4 separate regions of the Homo sapiens genome follow, and regions 2, 3 and 4 are each linked to region 1. Evidence: chromatin contacts called from ENCODE Hi-C or POLR2A ChIA-PET data. All regions are on one chromosome and are shown on one strand. The core of a region is the stretch at or near the end of the contact, and the rest is flanking DNA. Distances in the headings are between cores, read along the strand shown.

What was found. Hi-C counts contacts between places; a loop is a spot of excess contacts on that map. ChIA-PET counts read pairs that join two places held with the same protein, here RNA polymerase II (POLR2A). Pooled maps may share reads with other maps.
Region 2: a loop to region 1 is called in a pooled map, with 1.9 times the contacts of the local background. The contact joins two enhancer-like sites. A Hi-C loop is called at or near these places in 1 of 50 pooled maps. POLR2A ChIA-PET finds 5 or more read pairs at or near these places in 2 of 52 experiments (HepG2 and activated CD4-positive, alpha-beta T cell).
Region 3: a map with no recorded cell type shows a loop between it and region 1 (11-fold over the local background). The contact joins two enhancer-like sites. A Hi-C loop is called at or near these places in 3 of 37 single-sample maps with no recorded cell type and 8 of 50 pooled maps. POLR2A ChIA-PET finds 5 or more read pairs at or near these places in 3 of 52 experiments (A549, GM12878 and Panc1).
Region 4: a loop to region 1 is called in a map of Caco-2, with 7 times the contacts of the local background. The contact joins two enhancer-like sites. A Hi-C loop is called at or near these places in 1 of 168 maps with a recorded cell type or tissue (Caco-2) and 2 of 50 pooled maps. POLR2A ChIA-PET finds 5 or more read pairs at or near these places in 2 of 52 experiments (Caco-2 and HepG2).

The regions. Positions count from the first base shown.
Region 1 is chr2:43,193,611-43,196,315 of GRCh38, forward strand. No RefSeq gene overlaps it. Among named protein-coding and RNA genes, the nearest start is that of ZFP36L2, 32 kb to the right of the region's middle. RefSeq lists an enhancer at 400-1,319. Within about 2 kb of position 1,406, at least 16 of the 41 ENCODE cell types and tissues checked have a DNase peak (open chromatin) inside an H3K27ac peak, as active enhancers do; they include GM12878, where a contact is called at or near this core.
Region 2 is chr2:42,999,185-43,001,983 of GRCh38, forward strand. No RefSeq gene overlaps it. Among named protein-coding and RNA genes, the nearest start is that of LINC01819, 39 kb to the right of the region's middle. RefSeq lists enhancers at 1,317-1,376, 1,401-2,182. Within about 2 kb of position 1,452, at least 5 of the 41 ENCODE cell types and tissues checked have a DNase peak (open chromatin) inside an H3K27ac peak, as active enhancers do.
Region 3 is chr2:43,425,352-43,428,072 of GRCh38, forward strand. All of the region lies in intron 28 of THADA (THADA armadillo repeat containing), which reads right to left. Among named protein-coding and RNA genes, the nearest start is that of THADA, 170 kb to the right of the region's middle. RefSeq lists enhancers at 627-706, 745-1,944, 1,099-1,188, 1,209-1,268. Within about 2 kb of position 1,285, at least 24 of the 41 ENCODE cell types and tissues checked have a DNase peak (open chromatin) inside an H3K27ac peak, as active enhancers do; they include GM12878, where a contact is called at or near this core.
Region 4 is chr2:42,947,551-42,950,608 of GRCh38, forward strand. All of the region lies in intron 1 of LOC112268413 (a long non-coding RNA gene), which reads left to right. Among named protein-coding and RNA genes, the nearest start is that of LINC01819, 90 kb to the right of the region's middle. Within about 2 kb of position 1,726, at least 5 of the 41 ENCODE cell types and tissues checked have a DNase peak (open chromatin) inside an H3K27ac peak, as active enhancers do.

The DNA of each region.
Region 1 (2,705 bases), core at 156-2,655:
GCTGACCTTCATCCCAGACACTGCTGGGTTCAGCCCTGGAGCCTGGTCACTCTTGCTCCCTGAGGGTGAGGTTGACTCCTTTTTAAATTACCCCTAAAGCCCCACTTAGGGAGACACAGCCTTATCAATCAACACTCCTTGAATGAATTAAAACAAACTCCAAGGAAAGGAACTGCATTTGGGTGGATGGAAACAAGAGCTCTCAAGCTGTTTTCTTTCCTCTTTACCCTTTGCTCTCTGTCTCTTCCCATCTGTACTTTCTCTAACTTGTTTGCTAACTCAATCGTCAGCTTAGAAAGTACTTCCTTGTATACCCTCCTCTCATTCAAATCTCATGACAATCCTCCAAGACACGAATAATTATCCTCATTGCACAGATGAGGAAACTGAGGTTCAGGGAGGCTACGTGAGTTGCCCAAGGTCACACAGCCTGGAAGGAGTGGGTAGGGACTAGAACCCTCATGCGTGAATGGACACCACCTCCCACCACTCCCCACCAGTAAGTAGAGGGTGGAGGGTAAAGGGCGATCCAGGGGCTCGGAGAGGATTGGCCTCTTCAAGCCCTCTCCATGGCCCAAGGTCACCGTGGGAGGGAGATGCACCTGGCCCCCAGGGCCAGGGGTTACCCCACTCGGCCAGCAATGGGAGAGGCCATGAGATCTGTGGACATTGTTCCTGGGCCTGTGGTTACTGATTTGACAACAGCCCTGTTCCTCCCCAGCCAGCCAGGGAGTTAATGATTAAGGAGGAGATTAAATATTAACCACCTGTGGGGCCACGGCGTAATGTCTCCATCTGCACCTGAGCCTACCTAAAAATCCCTCCCACCTGCCGTGGGCCAGCCCCACACAGGGCCTCTAAGCCCCTTGCTTAGGGATACCACTTCCCCATGCCCCCATCCTGCCCTGGCCCTGGCCCTGGCCCGTGTCCACCCCATCTCACTCTCTCATACCCACAGCACAGACCCAAGGACTCTTCCTGTAGCTTGGAAGCTGCAAGCTACACCACTGTAGGCACTCCTGGTGGGCCTTCTGGAGGAGAGGACCTGCCTGAACCCAGCTACTCCTGGGGCTTGGAGAGTCCGCAGGTTACATTCCTACCTGTGACCTCGTTTATCAGTGCTCTTATCGCTCTTATCTCCCAAGTCGTTCCTCCTAAAGACCCCTCTGAATCTACACATCCCAGGCCCCAACACCCTGGGCTACAGCAACTCCCCAACACGCCATTCTCTTCTTTCTTCTAGCAGTTAGAATCTGGGTGTGTTCTGCCTCCAGGAAGCCTCTCATATTAACCTGGGCTAAGGTCTCTGCGGGCCTCTGCTCCCCAGCTTCCCTTAGGCCGGGGTGATTCAGGCTGGCATTGGCTGCTGCACGGCTGCAGGAAACCAGCTGCATCTGTTGGAAGGTCCTTTGAAGTTTAAGTGCACAGCCTCCGAGCGCTGGGGGCGGGGACTGCTCTATCTCACCTAAGCCTAGGGCCTGCCCCTGGGTGAAGCCATGGTCACCCTCCCCACAGCAGGAACCACAGGCAGTATGACACAGGGTTCACCTGCGTCTTTTTCTATAAATATAGAAAAATGGAATTATTTATTCAAATAATAACTCTATTGATATGCTCTCATTCCTGTTTGTGGGGAAGCCCCAGATGACTGTGTGGGTAAGTTACTATGGTACGTAAGCCCCACCGTAGCCTGGGCCTGCACTGCTCTCTCTGCATGTCAGTGAACTGCATTGACACTGCAGGCCTAGTGACAGGCAATGTCATCCCCATTTTACAGATGGCGAAACTGAGGCTGGGTGAAATTAAAGGACTTGGCCACGCTCAAACAGACAGGAAATGGCAGAAGCTGGCCTGCCTGGTGCAAAAGCCATACAAAACTGAAAAGGACCTAACACCGTTCTTGCCACAGCTGTCTAGGCCCCAAGCTCAGCTTCTTTTCAGCCACAGTTCCCAACCATGTGTGGCTTGCTTGCTTTTCTTTCTTTCTTTCTTTCTTTCTTTCTTTCTTTCTTTCTTTCTTTCTTTCTTTCTTTCTTTCTTTCTTTCTTTCCTTCCTTCCTTCCTTCCTTCCTTCCTTCCTTCCTTCCTTCCTTCCTTCCTTCCTTCTTTCTTTCTTTCTTTCTTTCTTTCTCTCTTTCGAGATGGAGTCTCACTCTGTCACCCTCTGCCTCTCGGGTTCAAGCCATTCTCCTCCTGGGTTCAAGCCGTTCTCCTGCCTCAGCCTCCCGTGTAGCTGGGATTACAGGCACACACCACCACTCCTGGCTAATTTTTGTATTTTTAGTAGAGACGGGGTTTCACCATGTTGGCCAGACTGGTCTCAAACTCCTGACTTCACTCAAGTGATCCACCCTCCTCAGGCTTCCAAAGTGCTGGGATTACCGGTGTGAGGCACCGCGCCCGGCCTTTTTGTTTGTTTTTTTAAGACATGGTTTTGCTTTGTCACCCAGGCTGGAGTGCAGTGGTGCGATCATAACTCACTGCAGCCTTGACCTCCTGGGCTCAAGTGGTCTTCCTGCCTCAGCCTCCGAAATAGCTGGGACCACAGGTGTGCACCACCATGCCTGACTAATTTAAAAAAATTTTTTTAAATCTCAGCACTTTGGGAGGCCGAGGTGGGTGGATCACGAGGTCAGGAGATCGAGACCATCCTGGCTAATGTGGTGAAACCCTGTCTCTACTAAAAATACAAAAAATTAGCGGGG
Region 2 (2,799 bases), core at 202-2,701, 190 kb before region 1:
GGCGCATTTCCCTTGGAGACCAAGATAGAGGGAGGGAGCTTCCATCTTTTCCCATGGGATAAGCTGGGAGATGCCTGCCCATTTTCAAAAGCCCCAGAGTCCCACCTGCTGGGTGGGACTCTGAAGGCAGAGGAGCCGTCTTTGTGGAGAGTAATATAATCAGAAGGAAACCCAAGCTTCTGAGTTCCTCAGCATCTTGCACCATCTCCTAAAGGGCGCAGGGGATACGGCAACCCCTGGAGGGGCGAGGGGGGAACCAGTGCAGTAGGCATTATCCCTGAGAGGCTCCTCCATGCATCCCTCATGGACAGGGCCTCTAATCATGGCCAGTGGGCAGGGGTGTGGGTGCTGGGTGCAGGCAGCAGCTGTGGGTGTCCGTAGGGAGCAAAGCCGTAGGGAAGGCCTTGTTGTCTTGAACCTGGAGTCATCCCAGGAGGCAGGGCCCAGAAAAGGGCCTCTCCCTGCCCCTCCCAGCTTTACAGAACCTACTGCTTAGAAGATCCTCTGTAAATATTTGTTGGATTTAGTTGAATGGAGTTGAAATCTCATTTCCTGATTCTGGTAAGGCTGGAAGTGCAGGCTGAGTGGGTGGGATCCAATTCACTGGGGGTTGGGGTGGGAGGGATGCAAGGCCATACTAGGCAGCTCAGCTCTTGGGGCATGTCCTGAACCTGGAAGACCACAGCCATTCCTGCCCTTCTACCCCACCACTACTTGTGTGAGGGTCCCCAACCCGAAAGAGGTTCCTGATCGTTCAGGACGCTAGGAAGCAGAAAGGAAGCCAAGGCCAGAGACAAGGAGAGGCTAAGTGAAGGAGGCAGCCACACCCAAAACCCCAGGAGCATCTGGGCGGCCCTCACCCCACAGGAGAACCCACCCCCCCTCCACTGCCCCACCCCGCCCTGCCCTCTAACACTGTACCAGGCAGAATGCAGCATCTCCACTGTGTGTGTGTGCGTGTGTGTGTGTGCATGTGTGTGTGCACAGCCTGAGTCTCCCTTGGACAGAGCCTTGGTCCCAATCTTGGTACTTTTTTTCCCAAGAAAGCTCGGCAGCCAGTTCTGCCGTTTTTGGCCAGGCTCTTGGGGAAGGCGGCCTGTTTGGGCACATGGGCTCCCACGTGCGCAGAAGCATCACCTGCCCTCCATGTGATGCGCACACTCACAGACCCACATGCTTACGTACTTGCAGACTCGCCCAGGCACACGTGTATCGCCACATGCAGACACGCAAGCATACACTTGCTGCACTCAGACCTCCTGGTGTGAACACACGGTGTGCACCGTCGGAGATAGCCAGTGGCCCCACGTACATGCCATCCCTCAGGCACAGAGAACCAGCCCACAGGTCCCACTTGGAGGGACATGAAGCAGACAGGGTCCCCAGGCTGTATGCTTCTCCTAGGCCGGTGTCCACCACAGTCAGCCACATACATCTGCTGCCATGACACAGGCTCCCTTTGTGCTGCCAGGCCCAGGGGGACAATGGGGGTCTGTTTCCTCCCCGGAGCTCAACACCATCCCTCTCCCCACAACACTGCCTGGCAGCCTGGGGCCTGGGAGCCCAGCCGCATGTTTCAGAGGGTTCAGAGGGTTCGGGAAACTCCCCAAGGCCACGTTCTGCATGCGGAGCTCCAGGGGAAGCCCAGTCTGGTGGGGGCTTCCAGGGGCCCCAAGGGAACTGTGGCTCCCTCTGCTCTGTGATGGGGAGGGGAGAACCGGGGTCTGCACTTATTGTGATCCTCTGGCATCCAGTCAGGCCAAGGTTGACAGTGGAGGTCCCGCTAGAGGGGGTGGCTGTGCCTGTGGGCCTGGGAAGGCCTCTCGAGCCTGGGCTGCCCTGTCCACTGCTGAACTGCACCTGCGCCGAGGCAGGCACAGACCCCTACAATGCCCGGGAGGAGAGTCTTGATTTCTCATAAGGACATGGCCACTCTGTGAATCTGAGTTTTGGGGACTTGGAGGCTGCAGCCTGCTGGTCACTTGACTCCCTCAAATGTCCCATGACCAAAGCCACTGTCGCCACCACACCCTCCATTTCTGTTTTGACATCCTTGCTACTTTTTCTGGCATTCAACACCACCTCCCTCCTGCAAAATATTCATTCAGTCTCTCAGTCACTACTGATGGAGTACTCACTGGGTACGAGGAACTGCTCTGGGCACGGGCTACTGGATTTTTCTCATTTTACTCTCTGTGACATCTTTGGACAAGTCTTAGGTTCCAGGCCAGTTGATTTTTCTTGCTTTCTTCCACATATACTGCTGTTTCTTTTTCTGTGCTGTTTGCTCATTCACCTATGAATTAATGCAATCCACATTTATTGGGCATTGGGTTGACAGATAAAATAATGCAATATTTCTATTCATTGTTATTATTTTATTATTACTATTCATTGTTTATCTGAAATTCAGAATTAACTGGGCATCTTGTATTTTTATTTGTTAAATTTGGTAGCCCTAACTGAGCACCTACTGTGAGCTGTCCTCCACAAATACAAGGACAGCAGACCCAGTGCCTGCCCCTCAGAGAGCTCCCAGTCTAGTAGGAGAGGTCCTACTATAGGCAAGAAAGGAGATCCATACCTCAAGGAAGGGTGGGGGCTCTTACAAGTGGATTCAGGGTACCATGGGTGCTCAGGGAAGGGGAACCCAACCTGGCCTTGAGTGGGAGGTGAGAAGGCTTCCTGAAGAAATTAACTTAAGTCTTAAAAATTAAGTAGGGAGTCAGGCACAATGAACAGTGGAATGGGGGCAACAGGGTGCCATTCAGTGCATTGATGCAGGGAGCCCCACAGTGA
Region 3 (2,721 bases), core at 35-2,534, 230 kb after region 1:
CTGCATTCCTGGGTCAAAATCTACTTCTTAATAAATTCCTTAAACTGCCTAACCAATTTTAATAAGCTACTACTGTCTAGCTTGTTAAAATTGTATGTGTGTGTGTGTGTGTGTGTGTGTGTGTGTGTGTGTGTGTGATGGTATTAAATTTAATATCCCAAGTTTAATTTTGCTACTCAAAATGTGATCTACAGACCAGCAGCAGTGGCATTATCTGGAAGACCATTTGGAAGTCGGACTCTCAGGCCTCACCTCAGATTTACTGAAATCAGAATTTATATGATAGCCAAGTGATATGTTTACATCTTAAAGTTTTAGAAACACTGTTCTATAACACACATGGACAGTCAATAAGTCAGAGCCTAGGCTCTGTACTTAAGGAATCAAGGGTGGTGCTTCTGCTTACAGGACATTTTGCTTACAGTGACTCTCAGAAGATGTGTTATCACCCTCATTTGCAAGTTGAGGAAATTGAGGTTCAGAGAGCAAGCAAGGCAGTTACAGAGCTACAATTTGAACCCAAGAGTGCAGGGCTTGTCAAGAGTGATAGATGTGCTCTTTCTGTTACACCAAAATAACCTTGTATTTTGGTTGGTGGCACTTCTGCTGTTGGTGATGTTCTATGAATCTACTTCATAAAGCACCTTACTTACTGGAAGAAAGCAACTACAACCGCAGCATTTTCTTTCACTGGAAGAACAGACTGATTGCAAACTTCTTACTTTGTATTTTTAGAGGTTAACAAATGATGCCCTAAGTACACTGGCTTCAAAGCAATATTTAAATTTTCTATATTAATGCAATCTTTGTTTTATATAATGGATACTTTGAATATAATGAGTAGTATCAGCATTCTGATTATATGTAAACTAAGCAACATTTTGGAAAGGTACTTTCAGGTACCACTGAAAGGTACTTTCAATGTAGTAATTTATTATTTCTAGGATGCAATGAACAACAGACTGAGTAGTAAAAAGCTTCCACAAATTCAATGTTCTTAAGACAGAGCACAGGTTCTAAAGCAAATCTCTGTTTCTAATGTAAACTGCAATTCTGTGCACATGCCTTTCCTCCTTGCATCAACTTTCTGAAAACATTTCTTAGTTCTTTCCACTTATTCATGAAAGAACAATTTTTAAGGCCCCTGAAAGTAAAATTTACCACCCAAATTCCTAAAATGAATCACCAAATGCCAGATGAAGGAGACTGGTAACTTTGTATATCAGGAAACAAAAACCAGTCTGCCTGAGTCATCTCTGTGATCAAAGATAACACAGCCACAGCCAAGGCTTGGCGCAAACAAATAGCTCTGCAAGCGCATGCCAGAACCTCATGTTTAATGGTTTTCTCACATTAAAATGCATAAGTCAGCTCTGTGAAACAAGGAAGTGAAACCTAGGACACTACATACATAAGAAATACTCTCTTGAGTTTGGTTTCTTACCCTTCTGCTCCAAATCCACTTCAATTTTTGGTAGAAACACAAAAATGAAGGTACTGTTTTGTCAAGAGCTAAGCAGAAAGGTAATAGCTAACTAATATGATAGGCTTCTGAAAGGTTTCATGAGAAAATTTTAATACTTCTTGGAGGCCTACATATTTAGGCCTTTGATCCAAAATGAACAAAGTAATCAGAAGACGGCAAATGCCTGAAAAGATGTAACACAAGAAGTGGTAATAGGCTCTAAAAGAAGAGAACCCTGTTATATTATTTCATGAATACTCTATATTCATGGCTTTTTTCAGGTACTACAAACGTAAAAGAGAAGACGAGTGGGAATTCATGCCACATGGCATTACCATTTACATGCCACCCATTGCACCGGCTCGCAGACTCTTCCAGAGTGAAGAGGCAGATGTCCTGACATCCTCTCGAACCCGTGGACAGAAGATACATACCAGAACCAAGCCTGCTCCGTGCTAGCCAGGCTCAACACAGGAATAACGCAAACATGGGGCTATGTCTTTCAAAAGGAGTATCTCCTATCAACACCATCCACCTGCCTTGGAGCAGACAGGGCTCAAAGAAAACATTACTTACACAGGTTCTAATGAGATCCTGTACCCACAATATAAGCACCTTACTCTGAAACACTGGGGGCAATGGCAGGAAAACCCAGGCCTCTGCTTTCACAAGACCCCTCCCAAAGTTTGTGTGTGTGTGTGTGTGTGTGTGTGTGTGTGTATACAAGTTATATATATATACACGCACACACACAATAGTTATATACAAAAGTTTTACATATAATATATATAATAGTTATATATATAATAGTTTTTAATATATACAATAGGTTTACATATATAAAAAAATATATAATATGGCCGGGCGCGGTGGCTCATGCCTGTAATCCCAGCACTTTGGGAGAATGAGGTGGGCGGATCACAAGGTCAGGAGATCGAGACCATTCTGGCTAACACAGTGAAACCCCATCTCTACTAAAAATACAAAAAATTATCCAGGCGTGGTGGCGGGTGCCTGTAGCCCCAGCTACTCCGGAGGCTGAGGCAGAAGAATGGCGTGAACCTGGGAGGGGGAGCTTGCAGTGAGCCGAGATCGCGCCACTGCACTCCAACCCAGGCGACAGAGCGAGACTCCGTCTCAAAAAACAAACAAACAAACAAATAATATATATATATAAAATATATATGATATATATAAAATAGTTTCTGAAATAAGAAGAAGATAAAATATTCCCGTAAAACTCCCACGCCAACCTA
Region 4 (3,058 bases), core at 476-2,975, 250 kb before region 1:
AGCCTAGAGTTTCAGGTCCACCACATCCTACCCCGCTGCCCCTGCCACCTCCTAAACCCACCTCAGTCCTCCCGCAATGCAGCAGGACTAGGAACTCACCAAACTCTGTTTGCTTTTCTTTCTGGACACATTTTCTAGCCTGCCTTGCTATTACCATGTGCAGCTACCAAGTTCTGGCCAATGGCTATTGGGCAGGAGTAAGGTACATCTATTCCAGGCCTGGCCTCCAACAGTTCCTGTATCATCTTCCACGTACCACCTCCACTCCTTCCCCATCAGTGCAACTACAAGCACAAGACTCCAGAACTCTAGGGAATGAGGATGTTGCTAAAATAAGGGGGCCCTCTATGACTGCATGGAGATGAATACCCCATCACCATGCTTTGGACTGTGGTGTGACTGAGTTTGGTATGTTGAGCTATTGGGAGGTGGGGGTTGTTTGTTACAGCAGCTTTCTTACCCTAACTAATACACCCACCATCACTGAACCCAACTGAATGCATAGCCCGCCCAGCCTCAGCTCCCAACACTATATGGAGGACATCTGATGCTTCTGCCAACCCTTTCTCTCTTTGCCTGCTCTGAAGCCCATGTAGTCCAATGCCATTACCTCACAGATAAGGAAACCAAAGCAAATATAGCTGGTCATAGCTCCCTTTATATTCCAGGAGCCAAACCAGTTCTTGGTGAAGTTCTTTCTTATGATGCCTCTCCACCATCACCCAGAGCTGGGCACATGACCCAGGTGGTCATTCTGAGCACACAGTCCTCCCGGCCAAGTGACTGGTTCAGGGATAGACACATCATGCAATCAGAGTCTTGCTTAAGATTCAAGCTATAGATGCTGGAAAGAGGATCTGTCTTCCTCTGAGATGCTGAGTGATGACCAAGAGAGTTGGAAGCTGCTGGAGCCATTGCCCAAGGATATGAGGAAGAAGCTGTTGGGGGAATGAAACTAACATGTAAAGGTGGCCATAGAGCTGGAGAGAAAATCATACTCCACCATATTGTTGTTCCAATCTTGCCTGAAGTCAGGTCTTCCTTCAATTTCCCCAGTTACAAGGGCCAGTTAATTATCTTTTTTTTTGTGAGACGGAGTCTCACTCTGTCACCCAGGCTGGAGTGCAGTGGTGTGACCTCGGCTCACTGCAACCTCTGCCTCCCGGGTTCACGCCATTCTCCTGCCTCAGCCTCCCAAGTAGCTGGGACTGCAGGTGCCCACCACCACACCCGGCTAATTTTTGTATTTTTAGTAGAGATGGGGTTTCACCGTGTTAGCCAGCATGGTCTCGATCTCCTGACCTCGTGATCCGCCCGCCTCGGCCTCACAAAGTGCTGGGATTACAGACGTGAGCCACCACACCCGGCCAATTATCTTTTTAAAAATTTTGATTCAGTTTGAATTTCTGTCACTTAGAGCACAAAGAGTTCTGATTAATAATTATTGGACTAATATTTACTGAGCCCTACTGTGAGCCAAAAAACTGGGATAAAATAGTGAGCAAATTAGACACCAGCCCCTAGGATCCCCTGTCCACCATATACAGATATATGTGACAGGTAGGTTTGATGCCAATGAGAAGTTGTTGAGAAGTCGGGTCTCATTTTTCCACTTTCTAGGTTGCTGGCTTATCAAGATAAAGGAAGAAATATTTGCTTTTTCCTTTACCCTTCTGGAGCACCTGGCCTTTGAGTTCTTGAGGTTTGAGATTTCCTTATCACGAGGAGGAAAGTAACAGTCTCTGGTCTGTGTTTCCGGCTGAATGGAGAAGTTGCCAGGCCAGGTGGGCTGCCCCTGTGATTTGAAAGGCCTACGCCCCTTAGGAGGTGGTAAACAAAGTGTCAGTCAGATTTGGCCAGGGGAGGGCCATGGCCTTCAGGGCTTGTGAGGCTCTTTGGACTGAAGGCGAGAGGTGTTAGGGGTTTTGCAGGGGCCCCAGAGATCCGCCCCCATCAAGTGCTGCAGTGGCAGGGCCCTGGATGTTGGTGGGGGCTGCCCTGTGCCTTGGAGAACTGCGCCCAGATGCCCAGTCTCAGGAACCTTGAGCAATGCCCCCCAGGTCAAGCCTGCCTCAAAGTTGCCCTAATCCCTCTACTGTCTCGTGGGCAGCACTGGGGACAACCATGGTTGACAGTTAAGTCCCTACTATGTTAAAAACACATGTTTTCATGGGTGGGGCAAACTCTGGGGTCTTTCTGCATCACCTTCTGCATCAACTTTCTATAACTTTGACAAAGGAGGGTTTTAGCCAGATGCAACTTAATGTGGAACATTTAAGAAATGTAACATTTCTTGAATCCTAAATTTTGTGGCATGATATCATTTGTAATATATTTAATTACAAATTGTTGCAAACTATGAGGGGAAGTGACTGGGCTCCATGAATCCATATAACAGGAGGATCTGATCAATTCAGGGGCATAAATATATTTTGCTCAGAGGGACTAGCTCTAGAAAACCTCCTAGGATGCATTTAGGCTTCAGTGAAATGGAGTTTAGTTCCTGAAATTTGTTTTTTACCAAGACAAATGGTAACAATCGCTTAGTTACGTGCAATTGCTTTAGGCTCTCTTGAGCCTCGTTGTTCAACATCCCAGAGGAAGACAGACCCCCTCCAGCATCCACAGACAAAATTTAAAGCAAGACTCTGGTTGGTATCATCAGGTCACATGTCCCTCTCTGAACCAACCAAGCCAAGAGGATTGTGTACTTGGAATGGCCAGCCTAGATCACTTTATTCAATCCCCACAACCACCTCCTGGGGTAAATATCATTAGCCCTCATTTTACAGATGAACAACTGATGTGGAAATAGGTTCATTTACTCCTCCAAAGTTGTGATGGACAACCTCACCAAAGTTATCTCTTCACAACCTGAGACTGGGTTGTGGGAGTGGGGATGGAAAAGATTCTGAGAAAGACTTTTCATCTCTGATCAAATAAGAAAAGCACATAAAGAGAGCTCTTGCCACATTGACCATCACCCTACATCCTGACTTTGGAAGGAGATTTAAGAAGATGTGATATCTGGAACTGTGGCAGCCATCTTGAGACCATA